Linked DNA regions of Homo sapiens: region 1 is linked to region 2. The links are chromatin contacts, found by Hi-C or POLR2A ChIA-PET in ENCODE. All regions are on one chromosome and are shown on one strand. Each heading gives the region's core, a stretch centred on a gene start or an enhancer-like site at or near the end of the contact. The rest is flanking DNA. Distances are from core to core; before and after follow the strand shown. Region 1 overlaps UTRN (utrophin). Region 2 overlaps UTRN (utrophin).

Region 1 (2,786 bases), core at 285-2,784, 44 kb before region 2:
TGCCACAAAGATATCCTCCACACAACTGCAGGCCATTTGCTGTCCTGTATAGCTCTCTATTTCCTGCCATTTACTGGATCTGTGGTTAAATGAACCCAACATAGAATTACAGCTTCAATGCTTTGATGTGAAAAATCACTAACGAATCTAAATTGAAGGACGAGGACACACTGGTAAATTTTCAATATGATGGTGCATACGGGGCCTCATTTAAACTAATGTCTTATCTTCACTTAGCATCTAAATGTATTTTTTCCTGTACTGACTTGAAATACTCTAACACAAACAGACACCATTTATTATAATCCTTCTTGCAATCTGTCAAGTTATGTTCAAAAAATTTTACAAAGATGTACCTTTAAAGACTGACAACAGCCCCAAAACAGGAGGCAGAATAGTTAGGGCTTAATTTTAAGCCTAACTCCACAGCATCTTTCTGCTAACTCCATGTTCCATAAAATATATAAAAAATGGTTTTTTTCATAAATAAATCTGGGACTTACCATCCATATGGAAATAATTTATCAGTATACGAAAATGTAATAAAATAGTGTATCTAAATAACTACTAGTCTCAGCACAGTTTGGGATGATGACGTCTTCCATATCAGCCAAAAAAAGAAAGAAAATACTATAGAATCTAAGTCCAAAGACTCAAACCTCTGTCCTAGATATCTGAAAATAATATCTATCTTTTAAGGTAGCAGTTAACCATTTTAGAACTCAAAAGAAATTCAAATAAGTCCTCCCAAATCTGCCATTTTGTAGGAATTTCCCTTGGAATCATTAAGAGTATAAAAGTCAGGGATCCAAGCAACAAAAGAAAATGAGCAATGCATGAAAAGCCAAATCACTGACGAATTTGTCCAAAGAGCCAATAAACATATGCAGAGAAGTTCAGTTCCACAAAAAAAGAAATGCAAGTTCAAACAACTATAGACTACATTTCATCTCTCTACATGTCATCTGTTGTAGATGACGATTTAACAGTAAAAGCATATTTGCCCCAGCAATTGCCCAAGTAAGCGAAGATACATGTACACAGGTAGTTTTTAATAATGTTTTAAGTGGGATGCCACTAAATCAGGATGGTTTCAATTTTGGTTCAAAAAAGAAAAGCCATGCTCACCCATAGAGGCATACATTTTTACATTCATAGAAAACAAGGGTAGCAGAAGAAACGAAACTATTAACAATGGTTTTGGAGAGAGGAAGGAAATGACAGTTTTCTACTTTGTAGAATTTTCATTTTGCATTACATTTTTTTTTTTTTTAGAAAACAGTCTGATTACTTAAGATATTTTAAAGGACATTTGAACTATATTACTAAAAATTAAATTTGGAGTCAAAAACGTATTTAAATGCTCCTTTTCCTTGAGAGCAACTCCACACAGAGGGCCACAGGAATTCCTGCCCAGCTCACAATCTAAGTTTCAATACTCTGCAGCTCAGACAGAAAGTTTGGCCTGTGTTCCTTTAGTCCTAGACTAAAATTTCACTTTAGCACAATGGTAGAACCTGGCTATGAGTCATCTTCCTCTGCAAAACAATGAAAGGTCTAGTTCAGTGGGAAAAAACGACTTCAGTTGCCAGTTCATTGAACTGTTCAAATTAAGGTCAAAATACTGGAGCAGGAGCGAGGGAGTCGCTGTGTCCAGATCCTATCTAACCCCACACCAGTCCCCTGAATGGCCCTCCAACCAAGTCTTGAATTTGCAAACGGTTAGAATAGGAAGCACCTGGTGCCCTCTAAGTAGGGGTCAGAGAACGCAAGTGAAAACATGAAACAGATCCAAATCCAGTTTCATGAGCATGCCTTTCAAGTAATGCCAAGGAAAAATATATCAAAAACATGATGGAGTGCACAGCTTCAGCTTAAATATATTTCAAGTACCATGATGAATATAATGTTTGATTTCCTACCCTAGACTCTACCTAAAAGAGCCCATTATCAACAGACTAGGTTTTTATAATTTTTACAGAATTTATTATTCCATTTATTTACCTGGAACTATTACTATAGCTTGCAAAGAACTTTAAAATGTGTAACATCATGAATCCTGACCACACTCTCCCGGGGCATCCTCCCTGGTTGGGAGATCCTGTGATCCTCCTGGTTGGGAGTCCCCTTCTCAGAGGTTCAGTGACTTACCCTGACGATGGCAGGGGTAATGGAAACCCAGATCTTGAGGGCCAAGTCTCATCCCTTAAAGAACTGCTCAGGGCCAGGCGCCGTGGCTCATGCCTGTAATCCCAGCACTTTGGGAGGCTGAGGCGGGCGGATCACGAGGTCAGGAGATCCAGACCATCCTGGCTAACACGGGGAAACCCCGTCTCTACTAAAAATACAAAAAATTAGCCGGGCGTGATGGCGGGCGCCTGTAGTCCCAGCTACTCGGAAGGCTGAGGCAGGAGAATGGCGTGAACCCGGGAGGAGGAGCTTGCAGTGAGCCGAGATCCCATCACGCGCTCCAGCCTGGGCGACAGAGCGAGACTCCGTCTCAAAACAAAAAAAAAAGAACTGCTCAGTACCATGTTAATCCCATTTCTCATTTTCTCCACCCAAGATTCTTTTCTTTTGTTTTTGTTTTTTTTTGAGATGGAGTTTCGCTCTTGTTGCCCAGGCTAGAGTGCAATGGCGCAACCTCTGCTCACCACAACCTCTGCCTCCTAGGTTCAAGCAATTCTCCTGCCTCAGCCTCCCTAGTAGCTGGGTTTACAGGCATGCGCCACTAGGCCCGGCTCATTTTGTATTTTTAATAGAGACAGGGTTTCTCCATGTTGGTC
Region 2 (3,033 bases), core at 142-2,641:
CTTAACTTTTCATTAAGTCATAGGTCTCCTTTGAGAATATAATGAAAACTGTGGACCCTTTTTCTAAGAAAATATGCAGAAACACAAGTGTAAAAACTTCTGCACATATTGCAGGATTTATTGTTAACCTCTTCTCTCCCTCCCCAAACACCCAGTCAGGCTAGGTAGAGTAATATCTGCAAGGGGGCTTCCTATGCCCTTGGGAGATAAATACAGTCAACAACTGCGGCATCAACTAATAATATCTACTAAAAAATATTACAAATCAAAAACCACTTCTTAATTCTTCATCTTCCGCTGCCGTCATCTACCATCCAGATGCTCATTTTAGGGTCAGTCAAAAATATCTCAGAAAATACAAAGATAAATAAAATATGCAACAGTTCTTGATTTTTTTTTTTTTCAACAGAGTCACACTCTGCCACCCAGGCTGGAGTGCAGTGATGTGATATTGACTCACCGCAGCCTCCACCTCCCAGGTTCAAATTATTCCCATGCCTTAGCCTCCTGAGTAGCTGGGACTACAGGTGCGCGACCCCATGCCCAGGTAATTTTTTTTTTTTTTGTATTTTTAGTAGAGGTAGGGTTTCACTATGTTGGCCAGGCTGGTCTTGAACTCCTGACCTCAGGTGATCCGCCCGCCTCGGCCTTTCAAAGTGCTGGGATTCCAGGCATGATCCACCACACCCGGCCTCTTGAATTTTTAACATTATCTTGCAAAGAGCTCAAAAAATGACTCAGGAAAGTACTCAAGACTCCAGCTGCCAGTTTTCAAGGGCAGACCCCAGCCCAAGCCAGTCTCATACATGTAAGAGAAATATATATATTACATATTTTTCCCAGATATCTCCAGGCACCTCAAAACTCAATCTAGAACTTCACTTACTATCCCCTTATGCACTGCCCTCTCCACAAAACCTAGAAAGAAAGGCTTCATTTGCGAGTGTTAAAGTCAAAAACCAGGCTTCTCTCTCCATCCCATCCACCACCCATCATCTGAAGACCACCACCATGTCCTATCAGGTCTGCCTCCTACCTAAAGCTTCTAAACTCTCCCCTCTCCTCCTTCCCAGCTACCTCAATCTCAGTTTTGGCTTCAATACCTCTTATCCTCTAACTGTGACAGCCACCCAAAGGTCCTCCAGAACCCCAGGCTTGCCTCATCCAGCACACACCCCACACCATCCATGCTCCACGTGGCTTCTAGAGCACCACTCAGAAGAGCAAATCTGATCAGATCAGCCCTCTGCTCACAAGCTTTCAGAGGAAGCAAGGCCTTCCCAAACCAGGAGTGAGAGAGAGGAGGCCATCTCAAGTAACCAAAAACACAGAGAAAAGGGAAAATAAAACAGAAAGTATGTAACCTGATATTACAGCTACGGTTTGTGGTGTGTGGTGTGTGCAGGGTGTGAGGTATGTATGTGTCAGGGAAGTAGTTCGGTGAATACTGCTCCTAGAAATTGGAAGCTTTTTTTATTTAATATGTCATATCTTTCAGACATAGAAATAGACAATAATAGGCAAAAGAAAATGGTACAAGGTCCATGACTGCAGTGAATCTCCTATCCAGATCTGCCTTTCAGGCAAGGCAATGCACAAATTCATTCCCCCAGCAGCTGAGGGCTCATAGCTGAGCATCCGTCCAGGAACTGCCCTTGGCCAAGTTACCTTGCCCAGATTTTCACCTCACCTCCTTCCCAGGGTCAGCCAAAAGCCTACTGGTCAAGGCAAAGGTCCCCAGGCTCAACACATTGCCTCAAGTTGGGAAATCTCTGAAGGGCCATCCCAGCACCAGCATTCCCTATGGATCCAATGGTGGCCCTGCTGTAACTCAACTACACTTCAGCTTTTCCCTGGCCCAGTCCTTCTTCCCTCATTTCTTTCATTAACAGGAATTGTTCTCAAGTGCACACAAATCTCTGTCTCAAATCCTACTTCCAAGGAACTGGGCTTAAGACAGTCATCACTCAGTTCACAAATCAGCATTATTTCATATTAATTTAAGATTCTATTTCTATTTTCATTGAGGAATTAAATATTATAGATAAAACTGAAGAACCTCCTCTCTCACTATCTCTAAAGAAATCTAGTGTTTATAATTTCCATAAAAATTTTTGTATTTTGCTATATATTTATAATATGAATACATAAACACTGCAGGGCAATTTCTGCAGGTATATGAGCTTTATATACAGTACCATTCAATACATTGTGCAACCTGATTTTTGTTTGTAGTCAAATTGTTTTTAAGATTTATCTATGCTGACATAATTAGCTCTTTAAAATACAACCTAAATCAAATACGTCAAAACATTACCAGCCTGGCCAACATGGTGAAACCATGTCTCTACAAAACATACAAAAAAAATTAGCTGGGCATGATGGTATATGCCTGTAATCTCAGCTATTCGGGTGGCTGAGGCACAAGAATTGTTTGAACCCAGGAAGGGGAGATTGTAGTGAGCCGAGATCGCGCCATTGCACTCCAGCCTGGGCAACAAGAGTGAAACTCCATTTCAAAAAAAAAAAAAAGTCAAAACATTAACAGCTGATAAATTTCAAATGAGGGCACGAGCATATCTGATATATCATTTCCTGTACATTTTTTTAGATTGAATACTTCAGAATTTTAAAAATGATAAATATATAAATATAAATTTTTTTAATTTTAAAGCCCTTTCAAAGATTCACCATTATGCTTAGGATACAACTCAAACTCCTAAAGATGGCTTATAACACTCTTCTCAGCTTCATTCTCCAGCATCCTGCTTTAGCCATATTGAAAACCTCACAATTCTCACCTCCAAACCTCTTGTCATCAACTCCCTCTGTCTTAACAGCCTCCCCACATCCCCACTCATTCTTTCAGATCTCAGCTTAGATATCCACTCTTCCAAGATGCCTTCCTTGAAGCCCTGGGATGTCAGGTACCACTCCCGTGAGCTCACACAGCAATCTGTGCTGTTTTTACTTTTACAACTGTGTAACTGCCTGTTTAATCTGTTTTCTTAAATTCCTGTGTACCTGCCCTCT

Evidence for each region. A loop is a pair of places that touch in the nucleus more often than their neighbours do. ChIA-PET counts read pairs that join two places held with the same protein, here RNA polymerase II (POLR2A). Pooled maps may share reads with other maps.
Region 1: a loop to region 2 is called in a map of naive thymus-derived CD4-positive, alpha-beta T cell, with 6 times the contacts of the local background. The contact joins two enhancer-like sites. A Hi-C loop is called at or near these places in 8 of 168 maps with a recorded cell type or tissue (CD14-positive monocyte, CD8-positive, alpha-beta T cell, Right ventricle myocardium superior and 5 more), 3 of 37 single-sample maps with no recorded cell type and 13 of 50 pooled maps. POLR2A ChIA-PET finds 5 or more read pairs at or near these places in 12 of 52 experiments (B cell, CD4-positive, alpha-beta memory T cell, CD8-positive, alpha-beta memory T cell and 9 more).

What each region holds. Positions count from the first base shown.
Region 1 is chr6:144,348,744-144,351,529 of GRCh38, reverse strand. All of the region lies in intron 2 of UTRN (utrophin), which reads right to left. Among named protein-coding and RNA genes, the nearest start is that of SNORA98, 56 kb to the left of the region's middle. RefSeq lists an enhancer at 2,242-2,351. Within about 2 kb of position 1,534, at least 16 of the 41 ENCODE cell types and tissues checked have a DNase peak (open chromatin) inside an H3K27ac peak, as active enhancers do; they include CD8-positive, alpha-beta T cell and natural killer cell, where a contact is called at or near this core.
Region 2 is chr6:144,304,434-144,307,466 of GRCh38, reverse strand. The region is part of intron 2 of UTRN (utrophin); the gene reads right to left. Among named protein-coding and RNA genes, the nearest start is that of UTRN, 21 kb to the right of the region's middle. RefSeq lists an enhancer at 1,259-1,378. Within about 2 kb of position 1,391, at least 3 of the 41 ENCODE cell types and tissues checked have a DNase peak (open chromatin) inside an H3K27ac peak, as active enhancers do; they include CD8-positive, alpha-beta T cell and natural killer cell, where a contact is called at or near this core.